2 separate regions of the Homo sapiens genome follow, and region 1 is linked to region 2. A link is an interaction called in ENCODE POLR2A ChIA-PET data of the cell type or tissue named here. Cell type or tissue: PC-3. All regions are shown on one strand. Each heading gives the region's core, and the rest is flanking DNA. Links, peaks and the distances in the headings are about the cores only. Region 1 has its middle 26 kb from the start of PSMD14. Region 2 holds the start of PLA2R1 (phospholipase A2 receptor 1).

Region 1 (16,372 bases), core at 5,599-13,598, 1.2 Mb before region 2:
AGTTTTCAGAGGGAATGCTTGCAGTTTTTGCCCATTCAGTATGATATTGGCTGTGGATTTGTCATAAATAGCTCTTATTATTTTGAGATACGTCCCATCAATACTTAGTTTATTGAGAGGTTTTAGCCTGAAGGGCTGTTGAATTTTGTCAAAGGCCTTTTCTGCATCTATTGAGATAATCATGTGGTTTTTGTCTTTGGTTCTGTTTATATGATGGATTGATTACGTTTATTGATTTGCCTATGTTGGACCAGCCTTGCATCCCAGGGATGAAGCCAACTTGATCATGGTGGATAAGCTTTTTGATGTGCTGCTGGATTCAGTTTGCCAGTATTTTATTGAGGATTTTTGCATCGATGTTCGTCAGGGATACTGGTCTAAAATTCTCTTTTTTTTGTTGTGTCTCTGCCAGGCTTTGGTATCAGGATGATGCTGGCCTCATAAAATGAGTTAGGGAGGATTCCCTCTTTTTCTGTTGATTGGAATAGTTTCAGAAGGAATGGTACTAGCTCCTTTTTGTACCTCTGGTAAAATTCGGCTGTGAATCCGTCTGGTCCTGGACTTTTTTGGTTGGTAGGCTATTAATTATTGCCTCAATTTCAGAGCCTATTATTAGTCTATTCAGGGGTTCAACTTCTTCCTGGTTTAATCTTGGGAGGGTGTATGTGTCCAGGAATTTATCCATTTCTTCTAGATTTTCTAGTTTATTTGTGTAGAGGTGTTTATAGTAGTCTCTGATGGTAGTTTGTATTTCTGTGGGATCAGTGGTGATATCCCCTTTATCATTTTTTATTGCGTCTATTTGATTCTTCTCTCTTTTCTTCTTTATTAGTCTTGCTAGCGGTCTATCAATTTTGTTGATCTTTTCAAAAAACCAGCTCCTGGATTCATTGGGTTTTTGAAGGGTTTTTTGTGTCTCTGTCTCCTTCAGTTCTGCTCTGATCTTAGTAATTTCTTGCCTTCTGCTAGCTTTTGAATGTGTTTGCTCTTGCTTCTCTAGTTCTTTTAACTGTAATGTTAGGGTGTCAATTTTAGATCTTTCCTGCCTTCTCTTGTGGGCATTTAGTGCTATAAATTTCCCTCTACACACTGCTTTAAATGTGTCCCAGAGATTCTGGTATGTTTTGTCCTTGTCCTCATTGATTTCAAAGAACATCTTTATTTCTGCCTTCATTTCTTTATGTACCCAGTAGTTATTCAGAAGCAGGTTGTTCAGTTTCCATGTAGTTGAGCGGTTTTGAGTGAGTTTCTTAATCCTGAGTTCTAGTTTGATTGCACTGTGGTCTGAGAGACAGTTCGTTATAATTTCTGTTCTTTTACATTTGCTGAGGAGAGCTTTACTTCCAACTCTGTGGTCAATTTTGGAATAAGTGCAATGTGGTGCTGAGAAGAATGTATATGCTGTTGATTTGGGGTGGAGAGTTCTGTAGATGTCTATTAGGTCCACTTGGTGCAGAGCTGAGTTCAATTCCTGGATATCCTTGTTAACTTTATGTCTCGTTGATCTGTCTAATGTTGACAGTGGCATGTTAAAGTCTCCCATTATTATTGTGTGGGAGTCTAAGTCTCTTTGTAGGTCTCTAAGGACTTTCTTTATGAATCTGGGTTCTCCTGTATTGGGTGCATGTATATTTAGGATAGTTTGCTCTTCTTGTTGAATTGGTCCCTTTACCATTATGTAATGGCCTTCTTTGTCTCTTTTGATCTTTGTTGGTTTAAAGTCTCTTTTATCAGAGACTAGGATTTGCAACCCCTGCTTTTTTTGTTGTTTTGTTTTGTTTTGTTTTCCATTTGCTTGGTAGATCTTCCTCCATCCCTTTATTTTGAGCCTATGTGTGTCTCTGCCCGTGAGATGGGTTTCCTGAATGCAGCACACTGATGGGTCTTGAGTCTTTATCCGATTTGCCAGTCTGTGTCTTTTAATTGGAGCATTTGGTCCATTTACATTTAAGGTTAATATTGTTATACGTGAATTTGATCCTGTCATTATGATGTTAGCTGGTTATTTTGCTCGTTAGTTGATGCAATTTCTTCCTAGCATCGGTGGTCTTTACAATTTGGCATGTTTTTGCAGTGGCTGGTACCAGTTGTTCCTTTCCATATTTAGTGCTTCCTTCAGGAGCTCTTGTAAGGCAGGCCTGGTGGTGACAAAATCTCTCAGCATTTGCTTGTCTGTAGAGGATTTTATTTCTCCTTCACTTATGAAGCTTAGTTTGGCTGGATATGAAATTCTGGGTTGAGAGTTCTTTTCTTTAAGAATGTTGAATATTGACCCCCACTCTCTTCTGGCTTGTAGAGTTTCTGCTGAGAGATCAGCTGTTAGTCTGATGAGCTTCCCTTTGTGGGTAACCCGACCATTCTCTCTGACTGCCCTTAATATTTTTTCCTTTGTTTCAACTTTGGTGAATCTGACAGTTATGTGTCTTGGAGTTGCTCTCCTCGAGGAGTATCTTTATGGCATTCTCTGTATTCCATGAATTTGAATGTTGGCCTGCCTTGCTAGGTTGGGGAAGTTCTCCTGGATAATATCCTGAAGAGTGTTTTCCAACTTGGTTCCATTTTCCCCGTCACTTTCAGGTACTCCAATCAGACGTAGATTTGGTCTTTTCACATAGTTCCATATTTCTTGGAGGCTTTGTTAGTTTATTTTTACTCTTTTTTCTCTAAACTTCTCTTCTCGCTTCATTTCATTCCTTTGATCTTCAATCACTGATACCCATTCTTCCACTTGATCGAATCGGCTACTGAAGCTTGTGCATTCATCACGTAGTTCTCGTGCCATGGTTTTCAGCTCCATCAGGTCATTTAAGGACTTCTCTGCATTGGTTATTCTAGCTAGCCATTCATCTAACTTTTTTCAAGGTTTTTAGCTGCTTTGCGATGGGTTCGAACATTCTCCTTTAGCTCAGAGAAGTTTGTTATTACCAGTCATCTGAAGCCTTCTTCTCTCAACTTGTCAAAGTCATTCTCCATCCAGCTTTGTTCCGTTGCTGGCGAGGAACTGCATTCCTTTGGAGGAGAAGAGGCGCTCTGATTTTAGAATTTTCAGCTTTTCTGCTCTGGTTTCTCCCCATCTTTGTGGTTTTATCTACCTTTGGTCTTTGATGATGGTAATGTACAGATGGGGTTTTGGTGTGGATGTTCTTTCTGTTTGTTAGTTTTCCTTCTAACAGTCAGGACCCTCAGCTGCAAGCCTGTTGGAGTTTGCTGGAGGTCCACTCCAGACCCTGTTTGCCTGGGTATCACCAGCAGAGGCTGCAGAACAGCAAATATTGCAGAACAGCAAATGTTGCTGCCTTATCCTTCCTCTGGAAGCTTAGTCTCAGAGGGGCACCCAGCTGTATGAGGTGTCAGTCGGCCCCTACTTGGAGGTGTCTCCCAGTTAGGCTACTCAGGGGTCAGGGACGCACTTGAGGAGGCAGTCTGTCTATTCTCAGATCTCAGACTCTGTTCTGGGAGAACCACTACTCTCTTCAAAGCTGTCAGACAGGGACATTTAAGTCTGCAGAAGTTTCTGCTACCTTTTGTTCAGCTATGCCCTGTCCCCAGAGGTGGAGTTTACAGAGGCAGGCAGGCCTCCTTGAGCTGCGGTGGGCTCCACCCAGTTCGAGCTTCTGGGCCACTTTGTTTACCTACTCAAGCCTCAGCAATGGCAGATGCCCCTCCCCCAGCCTCGCTGCCTCCTAGCAGTTGGATCTCAGACTGCTGTGCTAGCAGTGAGTGAGGCTCCTTGGGCATAGGACCCTCCAAGCCATGCGTGGGATATAATCTCCTGGTGTGCTGTTAGGACCGTTGGAAAAGCAGGGTATTAGGGTGGGAGTGTCCCGATTTTCCAGGTAACATCTGTCACGGCTTCCCTTGGCTAGGAAAGGGAATTCCCCAACCCTTTGCACTTCCCTGGTGAGGCGATGCCCTGCCCTTCTCCGTGGGCTGCACCCACTGTCCAACAAGCCCCAGTGAGGTGAACCCGGTGCCTCAGCTAGAAATGCAGAAATCACCCATCTTCTGCGTCACTCAAGCTGGGAGCTGTAGACTGGAGCTGTTCCTATTCAGCCATCTTGGAACCTCCTCCACTTTATTTTATCCTAGATACAAGGTCCCACTCTCTCACCCAGGCTGGAGTGCAGTGGTGCAATCATAGCTCACTGCAGCCTTGGTCTCCTGGGCTCAAGTGATCATTCCACTTCAGCTTCCGGAGTAGCTGAGACTGCAGGTGTGCTCCACCATGCCTGGCTAATTTTGTTTGTTTGTTTGTTTTTGGTATTTTTTGGTAAAGACTGGGGTCATGCTATGTTGCCCAGGATAGTCTCAAACGCCTGGGCTCAAGCAATCCTCCCACCTCAACCTGGCTTGCACTTGAATTTTTAATATGCATATTTAATGTATCAATGTCTAAATTTAATCAGTATCTCTCTCATTTCTGCCTAAGCAGGAAACTTAAGATGCTAAAAACTCCAATAAACTTCTCTTCTATCTTCCATATTATTGTTCTCCAGTTCCATCTTGCTTTTGAAACTCTCATGGTTAATCATTATATTTATTTTTTGTTTGTTTTTTGAGATGGGTCTTGCTCTGTCTCCAGCCTGGAGTGCAGTGGCATGATCTCGGCTCACTGCAACCTCCACCTCTTGGGTTCAAGTGATTCTCCTGCCTCAGCCTCCTGGGTAGCTGGGACTACAGGCACACGCCACCACGCCCAGCTAATTTTTGTATTTTTAGTAGAGATGGCATTTCACCGTGTTAGCCAGGATGGTCTCAATCTCCTGACCTCGTGATCCGCCCGCCTTGGCCTCCCAGAGTGCTGGGATTGCAGGCGTGAGCTACCACTCCCGGCCATTATATTGATTTTTTCAGTCAATGTTAGACTTACACACATGATTACTGATTTCTTTGCTCACCATTGTTTCTTGCATATGGACTTTATTGCCTTCTTATTGAAATACGTCATTTATTAGTGCTTTCAGTGAAAATCAGTGAATAGTAAACTTCTGTTGACTTTGAAAATATATTTTCTCTCACTCTTGTATGATAATTTAACTAGCTACTACATTCTAGGTTATTGGTTATTTTCCCTCAGAATATTAAAAATATTGTTCTGTTGTTTTCAGTCATTTATTTTTGCTATTTTTTTTGTAGGTACTCCATTTTTTTTGGTTGTTGATTTCATGGTAGTTTTTTTGTTTGTTTTTACTTTTGAGATTTTTGCCTTTGAATTTAGTATTTGGAGTTTCATTTTGATATAGGTATATCTAGCAATATATTCATTTTAATTTAATTTTTCAGATTTCGGTGCCCTTCTTCAGTTTGAGGAATTCAAGTATTTCATCAATTTCAAAAAAAAAAAAAAAAAAATTCTCAGCCATCTTCTTTTCTTTGCTTCCCCCCACTTCTCTCCACTCCTTTCATCTGTAACTAGTATTAGAGATACACGGTTGGCCCTTGCTCAGTGGGAGTGGAAAGGATTAGGAGTACTGAGCCCTGTGCAGTCTAAAATCTGTGTATAGCTTTTGACTCTCCCCAAATTTAGCTATTAATAGCCTGTTCTTGACCAGAAGCCTTACCTATAACATAAACAGTCAATTAACACATATTTTGTATGTCATATGTATTTTTTTAAAGATGGAGTTTTGCTCTTTCATTCAGGCTGTAGTGCAGTGGTGTGATCATACTTCACTGCAGCCTTGAACTTCTGGCCTTAGCAATCTTCCTGCCTCAGTCTCCTGAGAAGCTGGAACTAAAGTCGCAAGCCACCTTACCCAGTTGATAAATAATCTTTTGTTTGTTAAACTGCTAAGATTTTTGAGTTGTTTGTTATGCAACATAAGCCTAGCCTCTCCAAGGCTTGCTTAGTGTCCCCCTTTTCTAAAATATTGCTTAGTATCCCCCTTTTCTAAAATATTCTTGCTGGGACTCTGACTGGGAGCCTTCTATCCCTCAGAATCCCTGTAGGAAATAGATATGTATTTAAAAGACAGTTTAATGAAGACTTCATTAAGAGATGTGGGAAAGTTTAAAGGAACTCAACAAGGGAAAGTGTTAGGAAGGAATTAGGTTCCTTGAATGGTAGGAAGCCATTACTACCCGTAGACTTAAAAGGGCAAAGGAAGTAGTTGTTACCAGGACCTGAGAGGAAATCCATAGCCACAGGCTCTGGGCCATCTGACAGAAACTATGGCCTTAGTGGAATCCAGACATTCTCAAGCTGAGACCTGGCAGGGAGAGAGCCAGAAAAATGAATACACTAATTCAAGCTTGTCCAATCTGCAGCCAGGAGGGCTGCACACAGCCCATGGCAGCTTTGAATGTAGCCCAACACAAACTCACAAACTTTCTTAAAACTTTTGTGATTTTTTTTTTTTTTTAGCTCATTAGCTATCATTAGTTTTAGTGTATTTTATATGTGGCCCAAGACAATTCTTCTTCCAGTGTGGCCCAGAGAAGCCAAAAAATTGGACACCCCTGTGCTAATTTCCTTCTTTTCCTGCTCCCTTACTTCCTGCAATTAGCCAAAGCCAACCAGAAGCCAGAAGGCAAGGAAGTCTTTAGAGGCCAGCCTTTCTGGGTAGAGAGCAGAGTGGGGAAGGTGAAGAACAAATGTAGAGGGGCCAACAGAAAAAACATCCAGTGCAAGCCTCATCAAGTCTTGACATATCATGCTCTAGAAAATTAACTCAACAAATGACATCTAAGGAGGAATTTCATGGCCCAACCACACTTGACAATCACTTTGAAAGTTATAAGGATTAGGAAAAATGCACTGATTTTAGGGGACCATGCTGGGATATTAAATCAATTTAGGGGACCATGTGTGTCTTCCCTAAGATTAGTTAAAAATTACTTTAGAATTAGTTAAAATTAAAACTTTAAAAATAAAAACAGGAAATGGGTATGTTTACATCTGAACTGAATAAAATTTAAAAATAAGATGATCAATGCATTTTATCTTTAAAATCGTGTTCCTACCGTCGCCGTAAGTTGTAATTTTGGACATCCAGCAAACTTCCCACTCTAGTTTATTGTGAGCTCTTTCAGTACAGAAACCTAATCTTAAAACCCTAGTATCTTGCTCGGTTCTCAAGAAGTAGAGTAAATGAATGAATGAATGTTAACCACAAAAAGATTCTGCAGGATGGATAGTGAAGGAATTTATTTCATAGGTTACTTGAACAGAGTTTATATCTGTGCTGTAACAACGCAGCCCTGTTTTGAAGGATGCACACAATTGTTGGAAGCGGGAACAGAAGTTTATTCTAGCGTGCCCCCCTCCCCTTGTTGTTTTTGTTTTTCTTTTAAGAATAATCGGTGAACTCAAATGAGTGAGTTATGTCATTATAGAGGTAAATTTATTTCTGCTATAAGTTTTTGAAAAATTATTTGCAAACTTTGCTGCTCTTTTCGTTTCTTTCTTTCTTTTTTTTTTTTTTTGACAGAGTCTCACTGTCACCCAGGTTAGAGTGCAGTGGCATGATCTCAGCTCACTGCATCTTCCACCTCCCGGGTTCAAGCAATTCTCTTGTGTCAGCCTCCCGCGTAGCTGGGACTACAGTACAGACGCCCGCCACCACACCCAGCTAATTTTTGTATTTTTAGTAGAGATGGGGTTCACATCAGCAGTGTCACTGCCAGGAAGGAGGGTCATGCTAGCCATGTCACCGGTAGTGTGGCCCGCAGGGACGCCGACATGCTGGAGTGTAGTGCCAGCATGGGCTCTGGCAGCCACGTGGGCCAGCAGGAGGGTCCCGCTGCATAGCTGTGGGGTGAGGATAGACTGGGCGGTGATATCGGCCATTACAGGGGCCTCTTCTGCTGGCAAGAGTGTGACAGTAGCAAGTGGATGGACAGGCCTGTGTGTGAGGATGGAATGCAGGAGGGGCTTTTCTGCGGCTGGGTGTGGGGCCCTCACCAGAAATGTGGAGAAATGGCCAGGTAGCTGCATCATGTTGGCTGGTAGATTGGCCAGGGCTTCGAACTGAAGGACAATAACGGGGAGTAGCTGTCAGGCCCTGGGAGTGTCTGAGTGTAAGTGGAGATGGGTTTGGGGTCACTGAGGGATGCGTGGGAGCCATCCCTGTATAGATACAGGTCATAGGGAGATAGTCTCGTGAGGCCTGTGAGTGTCCAGGGTTCCCCTGTGTGCCTGGGGCTGACTGTGGCAGAAATCTGGGGAAGGCTGGAGAGAAGCTGGGAGACACAGGAGAGTCCCTGAGGCCTGGGGGTGAAGAGTTGAAAGACATAGGGGAGGAGCACCGTGAGGCTCGTGAGTTTGTAGGTGATTCCTGGGTGTGGAGGGCTGACTCCAGCTGAAATCTGGGGTTGTTTGGAGAGTAGCTGGGAGACACAGGAGACTCCCCGAGAGCTGGGGGTGAGCTGCTGGGTGATGGCAGTAGGAACATGTGGTATATTATTGATGAACGTGGTGACTCTGAAGAATCCTCAGAGGAGGACACGGGAGAGCCCAATGGCTTCATTGATTGCCCATCACGGAGAGGACAGGGAAATGGGAGCTTGTGGGATACTGGTGATGACAGAGGTGAGTGTGGTGAAGCCCTAGGGGATGGTGAATGGTAGCTCCGGATCCCTGGTGAGGAGCTTCCTCTTAAGTCTGAGTATCTGAGAGGGGAGAGGGAGAAGCTGGGTGAGGCTAGCATGGATCTTGGGGAGTCCGGGCTGGGGGACCGTTCATAAGAAGAGCCAGACAAGACCCTACTGTTCTTAGGTGCAGACATGATTAGGAAACCTGCAGCTCCCAGGGACCCCCACTAATTTTCTAACCCGCAGAATGAAGGAGTGTGTGTGTGTGTGTGTGTGTGTGTGTGTGTGTGTGTGTGTTTGTGTGTGTGGTGTGAGGTATGTGCTCCTTAAGAAAATGGAAATAAGCCAACCAATGAGACAGACAGACAGACAGACAGAGATTCACTTGCCCAAGTGTTCTGTCCTGTCCTCTGAATCCGCTTCCAAGTCGCAAGACGCTGTGAGCTCCAAGTCCACGCAGAGTCCGCCAAACGCTCCGGCCGCTGCTCCGCTCTGCGAAGATCTGAGTACAGGCCTGCCAGGGTGGGTTTAAATAGCCTCGGGCGCAGCCTCGCAGCAGAAAGGGCGGAGCTTCACTCCTCCTTTCCACCAGTCACCCCCAACTTTCCCAGGCTACACCTCGTAGGAAACTGTTCTCCTGATTGGATTTCATGCGCCACCTTTGGGACAATCTAAGACCTTACAAGTTTTCTTGGCCAAATATATTATGAATTAAATGCACTGAAACACTGAAAACCAACTAGTGGTTCTGTGGTTCCCACGTTGTGGTTTTGACACCAGCAGCATCCTTGCAACCCTCAAACCCCGGAGATCCACAGATCTGTGTTGTAACAAGCCCTCCCCCTGACCCTGATGCATGGCAGTTTAAGAATTACCCGTGTAAGCGAAAAGACTTTGAAGAAGAGGTGGAGATATGCGTTGTATAAACATTCTTTTGCTCTGGAACCCCGTAGAGACTTGGGAGCCAGTTGGGTGGAGCATTCGTTGGATGAGGGTGCTCAGGTTAGGAATATCAAGGTGTGGCTCCAGATAATTCAATCATCTAATTAAGTTTCCTGTTATGCTAATCTGTTTTAAAATTCCGTTTGTGTAAATTCTTTTACTCAGACTGAGAATGGCAAAGCCTCAACCCCAATTTCCAGGGAGAGTTGAGAGCCTCAGGTTGAGCTGATCACCAATAGCCTATGGTTTAACCCATCATGCCTATAGAATGAGGTCTCCATAAAAACCCAAAAGGACTGGGTTTAGAGAGCTTCTGGATAACACTTCCTGGAAGGCAGTGCGCCCCTCCCCACGTGCCGGGCCCAAAATTTTTTTCTGAATTTTTTTCAGAAAAATACAATGGGAAATGTCAGTGTTTCCCTGCGTGCTGTGAGCTCTTCCAGCAAATGAATGCAACTAAAACTGGGAGTGGTGGAAACCTGATTTATAGCCAGTTGCTGAGAAGCACAGGTAAAACAACGTAGGGCTTCCCATTGTTATTAGTGTGGGAGGCCAGTCTTGCGGGACTCGGCCCTTTGGAATCTAATGCTGTGTCCCGGTAGATAGCGTCACCGTTGAATTCGAAGACACACATATGTTGGGAATAATTTTTCTGGTCATTTGCTGCATGTCTTATTTACAATACGTAATCAAATTCTTTATCCTGACCTTATGGCACCTGGGTTGAGAACCATGATTTGAACCAAAAATTGGTCTGTCACTTTCTGAGTTTGAAACTTTGTTTTGCCGTTAGCGTTTTGCTATTGCTTTCTCGTTTTCTTTTGTTTCGTTTTGTTTCTAAGTTCTGGGGTATATGTGCAGGATGTGCAGATTTGTTACTAAGGTAAACGTGTGCCATGGTGGTTTGCTGCACCTGTCAACCCAACACCTAGGTATTAAGCCCAGCATGCAGTAGCTGTTTTTCTTAACGCTCTGCCTCCCAAAAGGCCCCAGTATGTGTTGTTCCCCTTCCTGTGTCCATGTGATCCCATTTTTCAGCTCCCATTATAAGTGAGAATGTGGCGTTTGGTTTTGTTTTCCTGGATTAGTTTGCTGAGGATAATGACTTCACATCACCAGTGTTTTTGTTTTTTATTATAAAGAGTAGTATTTTATTGAATAAGATTTACTCACAGAAAAATAAGCTTTAATCTACAATGAATGCCAGACTCTACAGCAGAAAGCAATTTTCTCAGTTTTCCACACACAAAGGTTCCTACTAAGTGAAAAAAGCCATAAAATTTCATTCACAAATGTACTACTCTGTCTCAAAACATTTCACATAATCATGCACTGTACTAATACCATTAGATCAGTTCTTCAGTCAGGTTAAAGTATCCCTCTAATAACTGATTTTTATAATGCTATCAATATCCACGCCCTATCAGTCTGCCATTGTTAATGGTGTACAGCATTATTGAATACAATGGAATTGATGAAGCCCATATCCACGGACAAACCGTGACTTATGATGGTTTGGTTTATGATTTTTCAACGTTATGATGGGTTTATTGGAATATTAGATGCGTTTCTGAGTTACACTGGGTTTATGAGCATGCGACCCTATACTCCAGAAACAGCTGTATAAAGAAAAACAGGTGTGCCTAATTAAAATATACTTAGTGACCTGGGATAAACCAATAGATGCTTACAACTGATGGAGAACCATGAAAGAGAGATAGCGGTAAATAATTACAATAACACAATTTTCCAGCACCTGTCGAGGATTCCCCAAAAAGACGCAGAACGTAGGATGCACCTAAGGCACATGAAAGAGAGAGGGCAGAAGGAGTAAGAGAGAAATAGGAAGGAAGGAAGGAAGGAAGGAAGGAAGGAAGGAAGGAAGGAAGGAAGGAAGGAAGGAGAAAACACCCAGTGTTACTAAAACCCCAAAAAAATGGTTTCCCCCTGTGGGTAAGGCTGCAATGTGGATGAATCTTGAAAATATTGTGCTAAAAGTGTTATGTCAGTCATCAAAGCTCACGTATTATGCAATTCCGTTTATAGGAAATGTCCACAATATGGAAATCTATGCATATGGGGTTGATCGCTCTATGCAGTTGTTACCTAGGGCTGAGGGTCAGGGAGAGGGTTTGAGACAGAATGAGGAGTGACTAATGTTCACAGGGTTTTTCTCTGGTCGGGGGTGATAAAACGTTCTAAAATGGATTGTGAATTAAAATTGAATGTGCACAACCACAAGCATAGTAAAAGCCCTTTCTTCTCTTTTATTTTTGTTTGTTTTTTAGAGATGAGATCTGTGTTGCCCAGGCTGGAGTGCAGTGGCATGGGCGGGATCATAGCTCACTGCAGCTTTGAACTCCTGAGCTCAAGCAACTCCCCTGACTCATCCTAGCTGCAATTCTGTAGCTAGGACTACAGGTGTGCACCACCACCCCTTGCAAATTTTTTATTTTTGTTTTTATTTTGTAGAGATAGGGTCTCACTATGTTTCCTAGGCTGGTCTCGAACTCCTGGCCTCAAGCGATCCTGTAGCCTCAGTCTCCTAAATTGTTGGGATTACAGGCATGAGCCACCATTCCTGGCCTCTTATATTTTATTATTATTATTTTGAGACAAAGCCTTACACTGTCACCCAGGCTGGAGTGCAGTCGCGGGATCACGATTCACTGCGGCCTCAAACTCCTGGGCTCAAACAATCCCACCTCACCCTCCAGAGTAGCTGGGACTACAGGCGTGTGCCACCACACCTGGCTAATTTTTTGTTTATGTTTTACAGAGATGAGTTCTCTCTATGTAGCTCAGGCTGCTCTTGAACTCCTGGACTTAAGTGATCCACCCTCCTCAGCCTCCCAAAGTGCTGGGATTACAGGCCTAAGCCACAGGCCCATCCACTTCTTGGCCTCTTTTATATCTTTAACCAGTGAAGATTTAAGATCAAATACTGTTTATTCTCTATTAGTAACATACTACTTTTGGCAAATCTCACAACCATGGAACACCAACCAATCAATTTCAACATGGAGGTTAAGAACAACTGCTCTCCAGCTTGGGCACATAGCCAGATCTTGTCTCTGACTTAAAAAAAAAAAAAAAAGCAAGGAGCAGTGGCTCACATCTGTAATCCCAGCACATTGGGAGGCCAAGGTGGGAGGATCACTTGAGCCCAGGAGTTTGAGGCCAGCCTGGGCAACATGGCAAAACCCTGTCCCTACCAAAAATACAAAAATTAGCTGGATGTGGTAGCACATGTCTGTAGTCTTAGCCACCCTGGAGGCTGAGGTGAGAGGATGGCTTGAGCCAAGGAGGCAGAGGTTGCAGTGAGCTGAGATGGTGCTACTGCACTCCAGCCTGAGTGATAGAATCACACGCTGTCTCACAACAAATAAATAAATAGCCAGTGTGGTGGCCTATACCTGCAGTCCCAGCTGTTCAGGAGGCTGAGGCAGGAGATCGAGGCTGCAGTGAGCTGTGATCACACCACTGCACTCCAGCCTGGGCAGCAGAGCAACACCCTGTCTCAAAAAAAAAAAAGAAAAGAAAGAAAGAGAAAGAGAGGGAGGGAGGGAAAGAGAGAGAGGGAGGGAGGGAAAGAAAGAAGAAAGAAAGAGAAGAGAGAGAGAGAAAGAAAGAAGAAAGGGAAAGAAAGAGAACAACAGCTCTGCGGCTTACATAATTTACATTGTTAAAATATTAAGTGTGAAGTATGCAAACATGAGAGCCCATGTGCTTAGTTTATAAGACGTAGGAAAAGATTTTGAATGATCAGTTATGTCTGTGTTCTGCTGAAGAAAACTATAATCTAATTCTTGTGACAGGACCTACTGTCATTTATGATAAGAATCTATTTATAAAACATTTACCTAGAGATAGTTTTTTTTCTCGTTTTATTTTATTTTTCTAAGACAAGGGCCATATTCAGGTAGAATTACTTACTTTAAATACTTTTAAGGGTGGATAAAGAGGGATTGGTTAATGGGTGCAAAAAATGCAGTTACGTACTAGAAATGAGATCTAGTGTTAGGTGGCACACTAGATTGTTATTGTTAACTATAGTAGCCATAGTTAACAATCATTACTTTGGTTAGCAATAATTTATTATATATTTCAAAATAACTAGAGGAATGGATGTTGAATGTTCCCAAATAAATAACAATGTTGAGGTGATGGATATCCCAGTTACCCTGATTTGATCATTACACATTGTATGTTTGTATAAAAATACATGTACCCTGTAAATATGTACAACTATTATGTAGCCATACAAGTTAAAAATTAAAATTATAAAATGAATTTTATGATGATAGATATTATTTGATATAGAAAATTTAAATAGTGTAGCTTAGAAATATATGAATGGATTCATAGGTTTTGTTTTTGAGACAACGTCTTACTCTGTCACCCAGGCTGAAGTTCAGTGGTGCAATCATAGCTCACTGCAGCCTCGATCTCCCAGGCTCAAGCAATCCTCCCACCTCAGCCTCTCAAGTAGCTGGGAGTACTGGCCCATGCCACCATGACCAGCTAATTTTTGTATTTTTTGTGGAGACGGGATCTCAGTTTTTTGACCAGGCTGGTCTCGAACCCCTGGGCTCAAGTGATCCTCCCACCTCAGCCTTCCAAAGTGCTGGGATTACTGGTATGAGCCACTGTGCCTGGCCTGGATTAGTAGTTTTGATAGCTGAGGGAAAATTAACATATCTAAATATTTTGTTTCCAGATACTGGAGGTAAAGCTGAATAACTGTTGCGGGCCGGGCACGGTGGCTCACGCCTGTAATCCCAGCACTTTGGGAGGCCGAGGCAGGTGGATCACGAGGTCAAGAGTTCAAGACCAGCCTGACCAAGATGGTGAAACCCCGTCTCTACTAAAAATACAAAAATTAGCCAGGCGCAGTGGCAGGCGCCTGTAATCCCAGCTACTCGGGAGTCTGAGGCAGAATTGCTTGAACCTGGGGGGCGGAGGTTGCAGTGAGCTGAGATTGTGCCACTGTACTCCAGCCTGGGTGACAGAGTGATACTCCATCTCAAAAAAGCAAAAACAAAAACAAAGCTGAATGACTGCTTATTCATTTTTTCCCTAAGAATTTTGATATACTTGTTAATAAAAATTAAAATGTTATTATGCTTTGCCTTTTTAAAAACTGTTAAAACAATAAAAATGATGAATGAGAAAGAAATGAATGTTTTAAAAACTATTAAAACAATAAAAATGATGAATAAGAAAGACAAAAAGAAAAAACATAAAGATAGAAACAGAAAATGCTACAAATACATATTGAGCACTGCAGGAGTCTAGGAAAAAAATAACTATTTTAACAACTCTTTTAGACTTTCCTTTAGGGTTTCTGACCAGATACAGACATGAGGTATTTGACCCTCTTTTCTTTCTTCCTTAGACTCACATATCACTGTGCATTTAGATTGAGTCAGTTCAATGGCAACATAAGGTGGAAAACCAGCTAATTTTCAATGTATTTCACTATTTTTCAAGAAAATACTGTGGTTCCCTATTGTCTATCATATAAAATAGATCTTTAAGGAATGATTTCTTACATAATCCTAATGCCATTCTCGTGCTACTTCTTTTTACTCTCCACCTTGGCCTCTGCATCAATATTGCATGTTAATTTCAATTTTATGCTCCTATCTTTTTTTTTTTTTTTTTGAGACGGAGTCTTGCTCTGTCACCCAGGCTGGAGTGCAATGGCGTGATCTCGGCTCACTGCAGCCTCTGCCTCCCGGGTTCAAACGATTCTCCTGCCTCAGCCTCCTGAGTAGCTGGGATTACAGGTGCCCACTACCACGCCCGGCTAATTTTTGTATTTTTTAGTAGAGATGGGGGTTTCACCATGCTGGTCTCGAACTCCTGACCTCAGGTGATCCACCTGCCTCGGCCTCCCAAGGTGCTGGGATTACAGGCGTGAGCCACCGCAACTGGCTTATACTCCTAGCTTATATGCATTTTGCTCCTTCTTTGTCATTTTATATCTGTCACTCTCTTCTAGCTCTTACTCAAAACATCTTAAATCCTTCCTTGTCTAATCATATTCCATCTAACATATTTCCGTTCAGTTTTTACTATTGACTAGACTTGCATATCTATAGTAACAAAAGGGTCAACGAATTAAAGGAACTAAAGCTTATTGAAAACTTACCATAGCCAGGCAATGCCACTTATGGTTTTACATAATCGACATTATTAATTCTTTATGGAACAAAAGGTTGGCTCAGAGAATTTGAATACTTTGCAAACAGGCTAAAAACTAAAAATTGGCAGAACTGGGGTTCAATCCATGGCCATCTATTTCTAAACCCTATCTACTCTTCATCTCATATACTGCCTCCTAATCCAAAATGGTGGCTGATTAAAAAAAGAATTCCAATTTTAACTTTGGAAAAAATGTATTTTGTATTTATGTTTGAACATAGCAGTATCCAAAAGTATAGAAATATATGTCAAACCAAATAATAAGCCCACAATATAAAATTTAATAGAGTTACTTTCTCTTAGGCTGGCACAAAGCACCAGGATAAGCAGGAACCCCCTTTCTTGAGCTTTGATTAGATGGTAGTCATAAGTTTGGAATGCCTTTTATATTATTTTTTCTATGAAATATTATCAGTTGTAATTAACCCCTTGTCATTTTGTTTGTTAGATTATTAGCTTATTTTGTTAGATTATGAGCAAAGATTATTTTTTCTTTCAATGTTACCTATTCCCTAGAATTTGTCTAGTTATATAGAGTAGTTATTTAATACACACTTGTGGGTTAACTATAATCAGAAAACCCAGTTTGCCTTATGACCAGCTAATTTCTGAATGTATAATAATGTCCCATGTAACCACCCTCATCAAAGAGAGGATTCTACTCCATATTAATAAAATACAAGGAAAT
Region 2 (16,372 bases), core at 4,972-12,971:
CTGGTCTATAAAACAGAGAGAATGAATTCCCATTGTTTTAAGCCACCCAGTTTGTGGTACTTTGTTATGGCAGCCCTAGAAAACAAATATAGTAGTTGTATGTTTATTGCTTTTTAAAATTTATTTTTATTGTATGTGTTTAAGGTATACAACATAATGTTTTGACATATATATACACATAGTGAAATGATTAAAAGCCAAAAAATTAACACTTCCATCACCTTCCATAGTTGCCTTTATGTATGTGTACTAGTATCACCTAAAATCTACTCTTTTTGCAACTTTTCAGTATACAATACAATATCATTAGCTAGAATCCTCATGATATACATTAGATCTCCAGACTTACTCATCCTACATAACTGCAAATTTGTATCCTTGACTTTCTTCCATTTCCTCCCCCTGGTAACCACTGTTCTACTCTGTTCCTATTTATTCAACTTTATTTTTTAAGATTCTGCAAATAAATGAGATCATACAATATTTTTCTTTCTATCATCCTCCACTCTGCTCTGTACTCTGGGAAGCTGGCTTCTGTGGACTTCTTTGCCCACTGAATTCCAGCTGGGTTCTGCCAACGGGAAGAGGTCAGAAAGCAGGAGAAGACAGACAGGGTATTTACTGTCTTAGCTTCCTCCCCACCAGGCTTCAGTTGGTAGTAGTTGCTGTTCTCTTGTCCTAGCAGATGTCCTCTGTCCCAAGGGCACAGCTTTCATTAGGCCCCTGTAACTGCTCCCTGCCCCTGTGTTCCTTCAGGTCTACCTGTGGTAAAGACAGCTTCATTCTTGCCAGAAGCTGGGTGCTTCATCATCCTGTTTTGGTTCCCTTCATTCTGCCCATACATTTGTAAATAGTCCTGTGAAAGGGAAATATCTTGGGCCCCCAAAATCACTAAGCTAAAGGGAAAAGTCCCACTGGGAACTGCTTAGAGGAAACCTACCTCCCATTCTATTCAAAGTCACCGCTCTGCTCACTGAGATAAATGTATATCTAATTGTCTCCTTTGGAGAGACTAATCAGAAACTCAAAAGAATGCACTCATTTGTCTCTTATCTACCTATGACCTGGAAGCCCCCTCCTCCACTTCGAGTTGTCCTGTCTTTACAGACCAAACGAATGTTCATCGTACATATGTTGATTGATGTCTCATGTCTCCCTAAAATGTATAAAACCAAACTGTGCTCTGAGCACTTTGGGCACATGTCACCAGGACATCCTGAGTCTGTGTCATGGGCATGCATCCTCAACCTTGGCAAAATAAACTTTCTAAATTAACTGAGACCTGTCATAAATTTTCAGTGTTCATATTTTGGTAACCATGAAGGGATTCTGAGTGGAGGTGTCCCTAACCTTTGACAAATCTCCTTTCAGTGCTTGGTACCAGCATGAGCTAACTTTATGGCTCAAACCAATAGGACAATTTGTGGAAGTCTGGGAGCACCCCCTCCAGAGAATCCCTGATCTCCCAAAATTTGGTCAAGATCTAAAGTTTATTTTGCTGCAACTCCCTTTTTTTTTTTTTTTTTTTCTGGAGTTTTACTTGCTTCCAACAAGGAAGGCAAGTTTTTCTGCTTCCATGACAATGGAAGGCAGGTAACCCCTTCATGGAGTTTGAGCTCATTTCCAACAGGGAAGATAAGTTATTATTTTTTTTCCTGCTTCTAGGATGGTGGAGATACATTTTCAGCATGAGACACACCCTTAGGTAAGTAAACTGGGGTTTTGTCTTGGCAAAAGTTAACAACCAACTGGTCTTAATTTCTCTTTACTGTTAGAGCACTCAGTAATCACATAAGTTGTACAATGGTTTGTTTTGCTTAACTGTTTTTTTTTGGGGGGTGGGTTGTTTGGTTCTGTTTTCATTGTTGGGTCTTTTTCCCACTGGGTTTGATCAACTCTGACTTGATCAAATCCAATGAAAGTTCTAAATTATGGGGAACAAGGCTTCTGAAGTGGCTAAATTCCCACAAATATAAAAAAAGGTGGTGTGGTAGAGGGGAGAAAAATGATCAGCAAAGGGAAAAAAAGAGGAAAGATTTTCGATTTTGACTACTAAGTGGCTTTACTTACATAACAAGACCACTTATTTGCTAGCCAGGCCAAACTGAAACAGCAATAGCGATACTTCTGAAATTGCAGCAATTTGTTCTAGCTGAAATATGGTAATGGAACTTAAAAAGATTTTTTTTAAAGAAGCTCAATGGTTAAAAGTCAGCTTAATTGAAAGCTAACATCCAAGGTGTGTGTGTGTGTGTGTGTGTGTGTGTGTGTATGTGTGCATATGTGTGTGTTTGTATTTAAAATGCCTTCATGTTTTTCTTCTTGTTTTTCTCCTAGGACTTTGTCTGTTTTTGAGCAAAAGTTTTTTCTTCTCAGTTGCCTGAATTCTGTTTTCTTCATTTACTTCTGTTGTCTCTCCTTTCTTTTGCACTCTCTGCTGTATGGGGTACCTAAAACAGTTTATAGCAGTGTGGGGCTCCATAAAGAAAATAGAGAAGGTAGCAGGCTCCCTTTAGGGGAGAAACCTGTTTTGCCTTATGGAATCACAAGAATGAAAACAGACAAGTTTGTCTCAGCTCTTAAACTGCTTACTTTTGTATTGTGTTTCCTGTTTGTTTGTTTGTTTGTTTGGGTTGTTTTGTGTGTGTGTGTGTGTTTTGCCTAAAATAGTTGTTGCAGCAGAGGTTACTCTTGGTTTTTTAAGGAAGAGTGTGGTTTGTTCAGACACTTGGAAATGTCTTTATTTAAAAAAAAATTTTTTTAAGTGCACTGTAAAAGCATCACATGGTCTAAACTCATAATAATTCTTCCTTTTTGGAGACCCAGGATTCAGTGTGAGCTTTGCCCAGAGCTCAGAGATCCTGTTAAAAGATAGGTAGTCCCTATGTAGACAAAATTGGTCCTCTTATACAATCCTGTGATAGATTTCTATAATTTTTTGTCTGATTTGGCATCCATCTTTAATATCCCTCTAGGACCACCAGATATTTTCTCTCTGTACCTTATGACATAAATTTTGCTATTTGGTTTTCACCTGGGTTGTTTCCTTTAAATGCAAATTTAAGGCTATTTAGCTGACAACTGCCTAGGGCTGTGAAACAGTTTATCTAGAATCTGAAAGTGTAAGATAGAAAAAAAAAGGTTTTTATGAATCTATAAGATGTATTTCTATCAGCATGCCTAATATGTCTTTGTATTTATTTGTTGTGTACACAATGTTTCACTACTGAAAATATATAAAAAACCTCTAATTAATTGGGTTAAGAAAATAAAAGCACTTGAATCAAATACTTTATCAGGATAAAAGAAAAGACTAGTCAAATGCTTTTTCAAGCTTATGTAACTTAAGTAAAATCTTTAATAAGTTAGCTTTACAATTATTGGTAAAGTATTGTTAGAAATGTCTTAAGAATTGCCAGCATACGTTTTTGTTTGCATTTATAAATCAGGCAATTTCATATTTTTCCCTGCCAAATACTATAAGTTGTCAAAAATTGGCATAGGGGTTATAAAACTATACACCCAGCCCAAATCAGAAAGACCTTTGCTTGAGTAATCTTTAATAAGATATTGATATTGGTTTAATAAAAAATTCTACATCTTGAATTTAGTACGATTACCATATCTTCTAATCTTGTGGCTTTAGGTGGTCCATTCTACAGGCAGTAAGGTTTGTTTTGGGAAAGGACTGTCACAGTCTTTGTTTTAAAGCTAAACTATCAACTAAGTTCCTCCCAAAGTTAGTTTGACCTATGCCCAGGAATGAACAGAACAGTTTGGAGGTTAGAAGTAAGATGGAGTCAGTCAGGTCAAATCTTTTCCACTCTCTCAGTTACAATTTCGCAATGGTGGTTCTGTAACTTTAAATAATGACAATCACGGTTTTTGTAAATACTCTAAGTAAATGACAAAAAAATTATTAGGTAAATATAATAGGATAAATACTTGTAGACAAGCTCATCATAATTTAGAATCTAAAGTTATATCAAATTAAATCACATATATTTTATTATTTGGGTATTTTCCAATAAAAATATATTTGTAGGAAAACATTCAAAACAAATGTGTCCTTTAAAAAAAAAGGTGAACAATTTTTATCTAATTCAAAGCTTATTTAAAGGTCATGTATAAAACAAGGTAAAAGGAACCAGGAAATAAAAGAGATGTACAGAAAGTTATTAAAATAAAGAGGGGTTTTTTTGTGAGAAAGCGTAAAGGGAAATAATTTCATATGAGAAAGAATCTCGTATGGTAAATTTAGTCCTAGAGTAAAATGACTAGTTGCTTAAGAAAGAGGGATGTTCAAAACAAACCAGAAAGTACAAGCATGTCATGAATGGTCTATGTAAGTCACAATAAGAGGATTTATTTTTTTAAAAACCAAAAACTTTTATATGATCAAGTTGTCATATTATTATTTAAGTTTTGGGTTGCTTAGGAAAAAAACTGAGATTAAAATTTTTTAATTAAGGTTATTACATCCATCTATCTTTCATCTCTCCATATGCACTTTTAAAATACTTGTGACACTGAGTTACAGGGCTTTGACTCCTGGGTCTAAAAAGGACAACAACTCCTACTACATTTTAAACACTGACAGCAATTAAAGCCCCATTTTCAGGCCCTGTAGGAGATGCCAATCAAAATAAACTGCATTCCTAAGACACAGGACCAGAAATTAAAGCTATTTCAACTCAAGGCCCAGGAACTATCATGGAAAAGGTGGGCATGTGAGATTCTAAGGGCTGATTTTGAAAGATAAAATAAGTTCAGTTTCTCTAAAAAGTAATAATTAATGTTAAAGGCGCAGTGATGCAAGACTAGCATATTGGCCCCTTTGTCAAATTAACAAGGTTTTCTTGAAGCATTAACTGACTCCTCAATAAAGGTTATAAAAGGCTTATGGAAGTTGTATCTTACGGTCAAGATTAAAATTTTATAGATCATTTATAAAATTTCAAAAAACAAATTTAATTGGCTTCATGCTGTTTTTATTAGAGCTTATTGTTTGGAATGTCAAGTCTCCTTTCTCAAAGAATGAAGGTTTTTGCCTTTTTAAATCCTTGAGTTATCACTTTGGTTAAATGAATGATCTTATTTTGTGATATCAAGGGCTTTAAACCTTTGATATTTGATGAACTTTCCAAAATCAAATTATAAATTATGTCTTTTTCTAACCTAATCAATCCTTTAAGATATTAAGTTCCTTAAAGTTCAAAGATGACATAGTTTGGTTTGTCTGGTATAAATATTATACAGGAAACATTGTCAAAGATGAAATGGTGTTTGGTTTTCTTTAGGCTGTATTTATATAAATATATGGTATCTGTTCCAAAATCATGGGAACTCCTATAATTCTGATATGACTTACTGTATATTATCAGTAATACTTATAATTGTTATGTTAAATTATTGTGTGCCACAGATGTAACAAATTTCCTTGTCAATTGTGTCTTTGACCATGGCTGCCCTAAAATTTTTTGTCATCCACAGACAATTGTTGTCTTGTTTTGGTCCTCTTTAGGAGGTGGTTTTCTAATCTGCTATAAAAGTCTAACAGGTGTTCTTAAATGCCGGTTTCTGATAACTTTGGAGATTGTGACATTAGAATAGAGGAAAAACTTTCAGGACTCTCATGGAGAGCTAAAATGTTCATGAATATCAAGCAGAACAGGAGTTAACTATGTAAACTGAACTGATAGAAGACTAATTTTTTGATTTTTGCTTTAAATGTTGCTGATCCTTTGTTCTGCTTTTTTCAGAGTCAAGGAAACTTTTCTTTTGAGCTATTGACAGCTTTAACAATTTAGTATACTCCTATGAACACAATTTGGAGCATATCTGTTTCCCTCTACCTGATTTCTCCAGAATTTGGAAACTATCTGTGAGTATTCTTAACTTATGGCAATACAGTTATTTGCATAACTGCAATAAGAATCTGTTTTCATTTTGCAACAGGACGCAATTGGAGACATTGGTTATTTTACCAAGGCTTTAATGGTGTGCTTTCCTTTAAGGAATCAAACTTGACTTATGGAGTCAATAAAAGCCCTTGGGGAAACTGGTCTCATACCTTCCCTGTACAGGGTTCCTGACCTGTGGTAAGTAAAGAATGTTACTTTCTGACAGGCCCAGGAGCTCCAAGTTTATCTTGGAACCTCAAGAGGAAAGGATCACCCAATTCACAGGTATTAGGTGGCACAAATTCACGGCTGGGCTCGGCTTTAAAAAAGTCTTATCTGAGATTCCTTCTATGGAATAAAGTCCCACCAAAGACAATTTAAAAGCCTATGTAAAAAAATAATTATTCTTGCTGCACAGTATGCAAATAATTAGGATAAGTATAATAAAGCAAATCAGTCCTACCATGATTTGTCTTTAAAAATGGGAAACTGGAGAGAGAAAAATTATGTTTCAAAAACTGTAGTACACCTGTTGTTAGATTCTAGTCTTGTCTGATGTTTTTCAGTTTTATTATTTTCTACAGTTTGGACTGAATTCTAATTTTTTTTGGCTATAAGTTTTCAAAATAATGTTTTTAATTTTTTTTCCTTTTCCCCCCATTTTTCCTAATTTGGAGTCACTGAAAACAAAGCTGTGCTTTTGTAAAGCTCTGCAAACTGAAACTAGACAACTTGAACTTCAGAAGAAAATAACAGCAAAACCTATTTACATACATAAGCCACTTTCATACCTGCCTACTGATGTATGGACTTCAGAGTAATGTGGTCTACATTGATTTTCCAAAATATTTCTTTTGTTTATTGTTGTTGTTCTCCCTTCCTCCCCCTATTTTCTCTTCATAGGACATGAGACTTTACAACTTTCTAAAAATGAGCTTTCCTAATAACTCAGGACCTACCTGTCTAGGAATAAATCATCCTAGCCATGAGATATCAGATAAAAGACTAAACCTGGAACCAGAGACTAATTTGCTCCAAACGATTTATTTTTTTGAGACAGAGAATGCACCTATCATGCAGGCTGGAGTGCAGTGGCATGATCTCAGCTCACTGCAATCTCTGCCTCTCAGGTTCAAGCGATTCTCTTGCCTCGGCCTCCTGAGTAGCTAGGATTACAGGCGTGCACCACCACACCCAGCTAATTTTTGTATCTTTAGTAGAGACGAGGTTTCACCATGTTAGCTAGGCTGGTCTTGAACTCCTGACCTCAGGTGATCCACGTGCCTCAGGCTCCCTTAATGCTGTGATTACAGGTGTGAGCCACCATGCTCGGCCTTCAAAAGATTTTTCAAAAGAAAAGGGGGGAAATGCGAAAGAAAAATATCTTGGGCCCCCCAAATCATTAAGCTAAAGGGAAAAGTCAAACTGGGAACTGCTTATAGCAAACCTGCCTCCCATTCTATTCAAAGACTTCTCACCAAGATAAACGCATATCTGATTGCCTGCTTTGGAGAGGCTAATCAGAAACTTGAAAGAATGCAACCACTTGTCACTTATCTACCTATGACCTGGAAGCCCCGCTCTCCACTTCAAGTTGTCCCGCCTTTCCAGACCAAACCAATGTTCATCATACATACATTGATTGATGTCTCATGTCTCCCTAAAATGTATAAAACCAAACTGTGCTCTGAACACCTTAGGCACAGGTCATCAGGACCTCCTGAGGCTGTGTCACGGGTGTGTGTCCTCAACCTTGGCAAAATAAACTTTCTAAATTAACTGAGGCCCATCTCAAATTTTGGGGGTTCACAGTCCCTTGGGTAAACATTCAACAAACCAGGACCTCACCCTTTCTTGCTGATACCCTGATTCATACAGTGCTCAAAAAGTTTTGTTAATTTTGACAAACCGCAACCTATACATTGAGTTTTAAATCCCATTTTCTTTACTGTCAATACCATTCAAAGTTTTAATATTTTTCTCAAGTTTCAAATCACTCCACACACTGTACAGTAAGTCTTCACTTAACACCATGGACAGGTTCTTGGAAACTGCAATTTTAAGTGAAATGACATACAGCAGGTCCTCAAACAACATTATTTCCTTCACTGTGATTTCATTATGACATTGATGAGAAAAAGAAAATTGGTTTCATTATATGCCATTTTGCTTAAAATCATAGTCTCTAAGAACCTATAGATGACGTTAAGTGAAGACTGACTTCATTTCTTTCAACCTCTTTCTTTTCCTCCCTCATTCCTTCGCTCATTCAGCAGAGACTGAGAGATGACTAAGTGCCAGGAAGTGTGCTGCCCTGGAACTCACATTCAGGTGAGAGATATAAATAATGAATTCCAACTCCAAAGGAGAAGGGAAGCAATGGGAAGCTGTACAAAGGCCAGCAGGCACTGAGCCCTCCCTGCTGTGTTCCCCAGCTGAAGTCCAGAGCCATAATTACCACTAGCACAGTGCTCTGTAGCATGGCTTCTGAGCTCTCCTTTGCTCTTGCTCTCTGCTCCTCACTCCCTCCCCACACACCCACAGCTCCCAGAGGTGAACTTTACAGTGTGTTAGCACTGTGCTAGCACTCTGCATACATTAGCTCATTTAATGCAACCACACAATGAAGCAAACATTATTATCTCCATTTTACACAGAAGGAAACTGAGGCTGGGGCAAACTAAGTGGTGTGCTGGTAAGTGGCAGAGCTGCCTCATTTAACCATGACCCTACACTGCCTCATGAACCTGAAACACACGTGAGCCCAGGATATGGGTGCTGGTCATTTTCTTGAAGGTTAAAAAGCCCTTTACCACAGATTTCCATTTCAAAGCTGCAGTGTTTCAGGAAGAGATTTTTTTTAAAAAAAGAAAAAGTAGCTCTTTTCTGAGTGTTCTAATGGTTGAATAGAAAATACGGGGTTGGTAGGCCAGGAAGCTGTCAACACCTCTCTTCATTATACTAATTGCTCTGAAGATGAAATAAGGTTTGTTTCTCCCTTCTTATCCTACTCACAGACCTAGCTCTGCTACTTCAGAATAGCATCTGCTATGGGTCAAGGGAGGCATTTTCCCCCCTCATTATACAGAGACTAAAACAGGACCATAGCACGTGAATAACTCACCCTGGTCCACAGCCAGTGAGAGGTAGCCCAATGTCCCAGCAACTGTCCTCATTCGTCAGGGTGCCCCAGTGGCTGCCTTTATTTCAGCCAGGCATGCCTCACTCTCTCCCATACAAGCAGTTCTCACTCCAACCTTTGTATAATTTTTTTTTTCACAATTTCTTCCCATCCTAGAACAGCCTCTTCCTCCCAATACCCACCATACTATCTGAGCATAGTTAGGCCTCTATGCCCACTCCAGCCTAGTCTCTCTCCCCTTTACTCTCACTGCCCTGGACCTCACCAGAGATTAGCATCAGTGTCCTGTTTTATGACCTAATTATGTCATGTGCATTGCACTTGCCTGCTGCAATACATGCCAGCCTGCTCGGGCAGGGCCAAATCTTCTATCATAATACTACGGGGATATTCCCATAGCAATGTAGTTCTGAGGCCATAGGAGAGATGGATACATAGTTTGTGGCTGAAGTCTGTGTAATCTACTAGGCTTAAAGCATCTCTTTTCTGCATGTTTTCAAGCAAGGATGCTGAATTCTACATGTAATGATATGTTATAAACTCTACACACATTGGAACCTCTCACATCCTCTCAACCCACCTCTTATTCCAGCCCCCTCTGCAGCCTGTTTCCCCCGGCTGTCCCCCACCCCCCAACCCTCTGAGAAACAACCTGACAGCGCCTCACCTTTTGCCATGCTATGCACCCAGGGCTTCTAAGAGACAAGGTATGGGACCATGACTGAAACTCACCACTGCTGTAGAACAGTGCAGAGGAGTTAATAACCCTAGGATCTCCCTTACCAACAGGGAAGGATAAAGTCCATGGATAAACGCTTGCCCCTTTTGTCCTCGACAGACAGTTCTGAGGCTCTCTGAGGTTCCTGCAGGACTGAGCACCTTTTGTTAAGGCCATGGCCAAGGCAACCACTTTCCCTTCTTCCCCATTTGGCTCTGACCTTCAATCTTGCTCCCTGCTAGGCATTTCCTTCCAGGCTCTGCTTTCTGCCCCTCCCCTCCCCCTCTCTTATGTTTTAATGACTAATGTCAAGGTCCCGCTGAGGAAAGGTCTTATATGAGCCTGTTCTCAGAATATTAAACGCTTCCAGTGTTCTGCTGGTTATTTGAAGGAGGACAGTTAGAACGACTACATTCTAGCCAGGGCTGTCCTACTTGCTAGAGAGTAACTTTTGCTGGATTAGGAAGTAACCTAGAGCAAAGCACTTCGACTTTCTGGGCAGGGTTTCTCAGCTGTAAAAATGGGATAATAGGGACCCCGGCTACTTTGCGGGGCTTGGGGGATCAAAGGAGTTGGAAAGAGGAGGTTATTTCAAAACCGAAGGAGCTGAATAGAAGAATCTCCGGGTTACTCTGGGGCAAGGAAGGTGGAGACCACGGCGTGGCCCCTCAGGTGTCTCCAGTGCTCCACAAGTCAAAGGAGTCCAGGACCCTCCCAAAGCGCCTGCGTCGCGGAGCAGCTGGGTTCACTCTAGGCTGCCCGCTGCAAATCCGCGGTGTTTACCAGAATCCAGGTGGTTTGCAAACCCGGATGTCAGGCTCCTTGTCCCGGAGATTCTCAAATCGCTCACCCACAACTCCTCTTCGGCCTCCCCCAGAAAGGAGAGAGCAGGGCTGCAAGCTAGAGGAGCGGAGAGTGTGACCCGAGCAGCCTCACTCCGCCTGTCCCCACCCCAAAGGCAGGAATTTCTGGGATGGGCAGATGGCCCACCCCTCCTCCTCCTCCTTCCCCAAGCCGCAGTGGGTGGGGCGAGGAAAACCTCCGCGACTTTCCCGCATCCCAGCCCAGAGCCCCGAGTGTCGGTTCACTGTGGAGACAGCGGTGGCGGAGTGGGTCTCCAGGGCTCTGGGCTGGCAAGGCCCCCGGAGGGGGTGGGGCGCGGAGGAGGCTACGGATCCGCTTCCGCGCGGCGGGGCCGGGTGCTTGGGACGCGGCTCTGGGCTCCCGGGATAAGGGGCTCCCGGGACAAGGGGCTCCCGGAGAGCCCAGTGGTTAGCGATGCTGCTGTCGCCGTCGCTGCTGCTGCTGCTGCTGCTGGGGGCGCCGCGGGGCTGCGCCGAGGGTGTGGCGGCGGCGCTTACCCCCGAGCGGCTCCTGGAGTGGCAGGGTGAGTCTCCCAGGGTCGGGGACTGGATCGGTACGTTGGGGAGGGGGGTCGGGGTGGTCGAAGGAGAGGAAGAAGGGGCGAAGCTAGGGGCCAAGCTGGCGGGCAAGGGCGGCCGCGTTTGTAGGGGTTCGTGTGTCAGCAGTCCTGAGCATGGGGGGAGCGGGTGGTGTCCTGCAGCCTCTTGTCTAGGCCCAGCACCCCACTTGCGCGGCCCGGCACCCTCCTGGCTCCTGCGGGGGTCGGGCGGCGGGGGCGGGGGGGCTTGGTCTCGCAGGTAACTCCTCTCGGCTCTGGCGCCCGGAGCCAGCCCGGGATAGGAGTGTCGGAGAAGTTTCAAAACGGAAACTTTCTGAGAGCTGCTTATTTGGGACGGATAAATGATAGCAAAAAGATGGCTCAGTTCGTCCCCTTGCAAAGCAAGCGCTCAGGGTCTGCGTCGCCACCTAGGAGTGACCCCCAAGCCAGGCCTCCCCAGTCCATCCCTTCCTTAAGGAAAACTTTTTTTGTTTGTTTGTTTTTTGAGACAGGGTCTTGCTCTGTCGCCCAGGCTGTAGTGTAATGGCGGGATCTCGGCTCACTGCAGCCTCCGCCTCCCGGGGTCAAGCGATCCTCCCACCTCAGCCTCCCGAGTAGCTGGGACCACAGGTGTGCGCCCGCACGCCCAGCAAAATTTTTGTATTTTTGGTGGAGACGGAGTTTCACCATGTTGCCCAGGCTGGTCTCCAACTCCTGGGCCCAAGTGATCCGCCCACCTCGTCCTCCCAAAGTTCTGGGATTACAGGCCTGACCCACCGCACCCCGCCTGAAAACATCAGGCCAGGTGAGGGAGAGAAGCCCCAGTGGCTCCATGAACTGCGTGATCTGAAGCCTTTATGCCTTAGTCTCTCTCAGTGGAAAAACGGGGTTCAATTCAGCAAACACTTATTGAGCACCTACTACACATGAGACTCAGAAGGTTGTGTAAAGAGAGGGAGGAGAGATTTCTGGCCTGCAGGGGCCCGCATTTGAGAATGGGCCACCTCAGGCAGAGAAGCCTGCGCCTAAGTGCAGAAGTCCATATATGCAAGTAGGAGGGGGACAGGAGGGAGTTAAATATGCCAGGAGGAGCCTCCAGACAGCCTCCATCCTCTCTGCCTTTGGAGATAAGTTTGGAGAGAAGGGGTAACACAAGATGTGATCAATATCTGCGTTCACATTTTTTCCTCCACAGTAGAATATGTCTACATTTTTGAGGTAGTCTTTTCTAGACTGTGTTTCCTAAGCTCCCTGGAGGCTTAATCAGGGGCAGGTAGAACAAGACCATTCTTATTCTAAAGTGACCAAAGTCAGAGATGCTCTTACCTTCTTGGTCAATTCAGAAAATTGCTCCTGTGGATGCACATCTGATCCTGTAGTATGTATGATTCCTTCCCACTAAGTTTACCATGCAGTGGTTATTCCTTTGCATTTTAAAATGTGGGTTTTGCCTGGGCACTAGGTGGTAGAACAGGGCAGCAGCCCACAGGACAGAAGTTGGACTGGGCCACACAGAGAGTATGTGCTGGTGATCCTCCGAGTGAAGGGCTAATCCCTTCTATATGTAGCAGAACCAAATACTGGCCTGAGACAAATTCTCATCAGTGCCTTCTTTTTAGTAGTCAAGGGCACTCTGAAATTAGAGCCATCTGCTAGCCCTTGTACCTACTAGGTGCAATTTGCACATCTGAAAAGGTTGACATAGTTGGCATAGAGATTCTTCAGATATGAAAATGCTGCTGCTGATTTTCCAAGGAGCACGGAGGTTATGTACCATTCCTCGCACAGGCACAGGCTCTCTCCCTGACTCCAGTCACCTGCATGAGTAGAATTTCAAGTGTAAGCTGGACAGGTTTGAAGTCAAGTTTTTACTGTCAATACAAAATGGAAAAACAAAATCTTAACATTGAAAAGAACCTGAGACATTGTCTACTCTAGCCCTCTATTCTTCAGATGTGGAAGTTGAGGTATGGCTACCATGTAGTTAGCCATGCTTTGGGGTGCCTCAGTTTACCGCTGTGTTCACTGTACCACATTGACTCACTTTAGCCACGATTGACATCCACAGAGCAACTGAGAGAAAAATGCACACTCATTTTCATTTCCAATCCACTAATAATGGCTATGTAATAATGCACAGCAGATTATACATACAGCATTTTTTATCTGAATTGTTTGATATGTATTATTTGTAGATCTGATATGTATTACAAGCATGCCAGCCTTGGGAGGCAGATGATGGATTGTACTGTGATGATTTTCCAATGATTTATCAATAATTCTTGATATGGTTTGGCTATGCCCCCACCCAAATCTCAACTTGAATTGTATCTCCCAGAATTCCCACGTGTTGTGGGAGGGACCCAGGGGGAGGTAATTGAATTATGGGAGCCAATCTTTCCCATGCTATTCTCGTGATAGTGAATAAGTCTCACAACCTCTGATGGGTTTATTAAGGGTTTCTGCTTTTGCTTCTTCCTTATCTTTCTCTTGCCGCTGCCACGTAAGAAGTGCCTTTCGCCTCCCACCATGATTCTGAGGACTCCCCAGCCATGTTGAACTGTGAGTCCAACTAAACCTCTTTTTCTTCCCAGTCTTGGGTATGTCTTTTTCAGCAGTGTGAAAATGGAGTAATACAATTCTGTATTCAAAAGTCAGTAGATACAGTATTATATAGTAGTTAAGTTCTCGGGCTTCAGAGCTAGACGATCTGAGTTCAAATCCTGACTATGCCATTTACCATCCGTGTGACCCTGGACAGGTATTTTGCCAGTCAGTAGCTCAGTTTCCTCATCTGTAAAATGGAGCTAGTAATAGTACACATCTAAGTGTTGTCCTTTTGCTGCTCTCTCACCATGGCACCCTCTTCCTCTGGCCAATCCAGACATTTTGACAGGTTGACAGCCCCATAACAATTACTTACTACGGTGCACAGCACTGTACTTGGCAGGTCTGAAACTCATCTCCTCCTACCTCTAGCTCAGGCATCCCCAACCTCCAGGCCACCTACCAGTTTGTGGCCTGTTAGGAACTGGGCCACACAACAGAAGGTGAGCAACAGTGAACAAAAGAGGCTTCATCTGTATTTACAGCTGCTCCCCTTCCCTCACATTACTGTCTGAGCTCCACCTCCTGTCAGACCAGTGGTGGCATTAGATTCTCAAAGGAGCATAAACCCTATTGTGAACTGTGCATGTGAGAGATCTAGGTTGCGAGCTCCTTATGATAATCTAATGCCTGATGATCTGTCACTGTCTCCCGTCACCCCAGATGGGACCGTCTAGTTGCAGGAAAACAGACTCAGGGCTCCCACTGATTCTACATTATGGTGAGCTGTATAATTACTTCATTATATATTACAATGTAATAATAATAGAAGTAAAGTGCACAATAAATGTAATGCACTTGAGTCATCCCAAAACCATCCCCCACCCCACCACCCCATTGGCCTGTGGAAAATTTGTCTTCTGTGAAACCAGTGCCTGGGGCAGAAAAGGTGGGGGACCTTTGCTCTAGCTGGTTATTCCAAGGAGCCTGATTTTAGTTTGTTTTCCCTGATCAGAATCTGAGCCCTTCTTCTAGCAAGTGCTAAGACACACTAACTTCACTCACTCAAGTACTCCAGATACAAAGTGGACAGCGGGGAGAAAGAAGAAGGGGATGGAGCATCCTGGTGAAAACTGGGCATAGTCATTGCTAAAGGAAATGATCAGGGGGCAAGTAAAAGGGTTTTGAAGCTTTGTTGAGGGTTGAAAAATGATAAATGTGAAATGGTCCCCCACTAATATATCGTAGGAGAGTTTCCTTCTGTAGTGCTCAGCTTCCCAGAGCAGGAGTGGAAAGAACCTAAGTCTGTGTCAGTGCCTGGGGACACTCAGGGGAGGCTCTTCTAAATGACCAGTGATCAAAGGAGGTGAGGGTGCAGATGAGTGTGTGGTCAGTGTGCTTGCCATCAGGTCCTATCTGGGGAGAAGAAAGTGAAACAGGGTTGGGTGTACGGGGTGTCTCTCGACATGCTGCGCCGACGGAAAGAGGGGTAGGGGCTGATGGCCTCAGTTGTTCATTATCTGTCAGGCAATATGTGCTTTATCTACCTGTTTTAGTTGGGTTCATCCAAAAGCAATTCCTGAGACATGTTTTCCTTAGGGTGCAAGTAGTTTTTTTTTTTGGAGGTGATTCTAGAAAGCATGGTAAGGGAGTGAGGACATGAGACCAGAGAGGGAAGAAAGCCACCACAGACCACTGGGGCTCAGTTTCACAAAGGACCCTTTGAGGAACTGTATAGAACTCAGTGGACCCACCAACGGGCAGGAAGCTGAAGTATTTATCCACCAACTCCCGCCTCTTATTGACTAAGGTCACTCCTGGGGCATTCACCCCCTGGTGCTCCTGGTCTCTCCCAGGCAGAGAGCCACAGAAAGTCAGTGGGAGTGCACGAGGACTGTCTGCAGGTGAGTGAGCTCCAGGTTAGAGGGTGTGAGAAGGAAACCAACAGAATCTGCTACCCACCTCCAGATTGGGGAGGTAAAAACATGAGTAGGATATGACACTGGCCCCAAGAGGCTGAGAGTCCAGGGACAGATACAGAAACATAAACAATTACAAAACAGTGAGAGAGGTCTTATGATAACCAGGGATGAGCAAAGTGCTGAAGGCATGCAGAGGAGGCACTGGCCTGGGGAGCTGGAGGCTCATAAAAAGACATTTGTTTTCCTAAAGGATAAGTAGGCAGTTACCATATAGGAAAAAGGAGACTGAGCATTCCTGGGAACATGTATTTCATGTGCAAAGGCCCAGGATCACGTGTCAGGCAACAGTAAAAGTTCAGTGAGCTGAAAGTTCCCTTCTGAGCTCTTTTGGATTCAAGGAAAGAGGCCCACTGAAGGTCACTCAGGCAAACGTGGAGTTGGTTGTAATGGTCCCAGGATCTCAAGGGGGACCCAGGACAGGTTCTTCAGGGCAGCCAGGCCTCCTGGGAAACAGGCACTGGCCACTGACATGAAGCATTACTTTATCTGTTTCTCTCTGTCTCTGGGGCTCTATGGTGGTTCCTGCTTGGTTGTTCTTTCTGTTGACTGTTTCTTTGGCTTTGACTAGTAGGACTTTCCTCTGTAGCTCCCTTAGCTTCCTGGGAAGAGTCCCTTAATTTCCTAGGAGAGGGGTCTGGTTACATTCTTCACAGCATGCTAGCTAGTTCCTGTGCTCTG

What was found. Peaks named below come from ENCODE experiments on the same cell type or tissue, not always from the same donor. Only the 100,000 strongest peaks of a DNase experiment are listed, where the experiment ranks them.
Region 1: POLR2A ChIA-PET joins it to region 2 with 6 read pairs; 1 of 35 experiments calls an interaction of 5 or more read pairs at or near these places.

The regions. Positions count from the first base shown.
Region 1 is chr2:161,273,896-161,290,267 of GRCh38, reverse strand. No RefSeq gene overlaps it. Among named protein-coding and RNA genes, the nearest start is that of PSMD14, 26 kb to the left of the region's middle. RefSeq lists silencers at 7,696-7,990, 9,836-10,130 and enhancers at 7,797-8,297, 10,587-11,222, 11,223-11,859. In PC-3, for the core only: a CTCF peak has its summit at 9,169; a DNase peak (open chromatin) is centred at 9,167; H3K4me3 peaks cover 391 bases.
Region 2 is chr2:160,057,073-160,073,444 of GRCh38, reverse strand. PLA2R1 (phospholipase A2 receptor 1) reads left to right here and starts at 10,830. Exons shown (of 30, transcript NM_007366.5): 1 at 10,830-11,150. The coding sequence starts at 11,042. It overlaps LOC105373717 (a long non-coding RNA gene), which reads right to left. Exons shown (of 3, transcript XR_007087274.1): 3 at 12,644-12,982. In PC-3, for the core only: no CTCF peak of the experiment used is centred there; no DNase peak of the experiment used is centred there; H3K4me3 peaks cover 1,782 bases.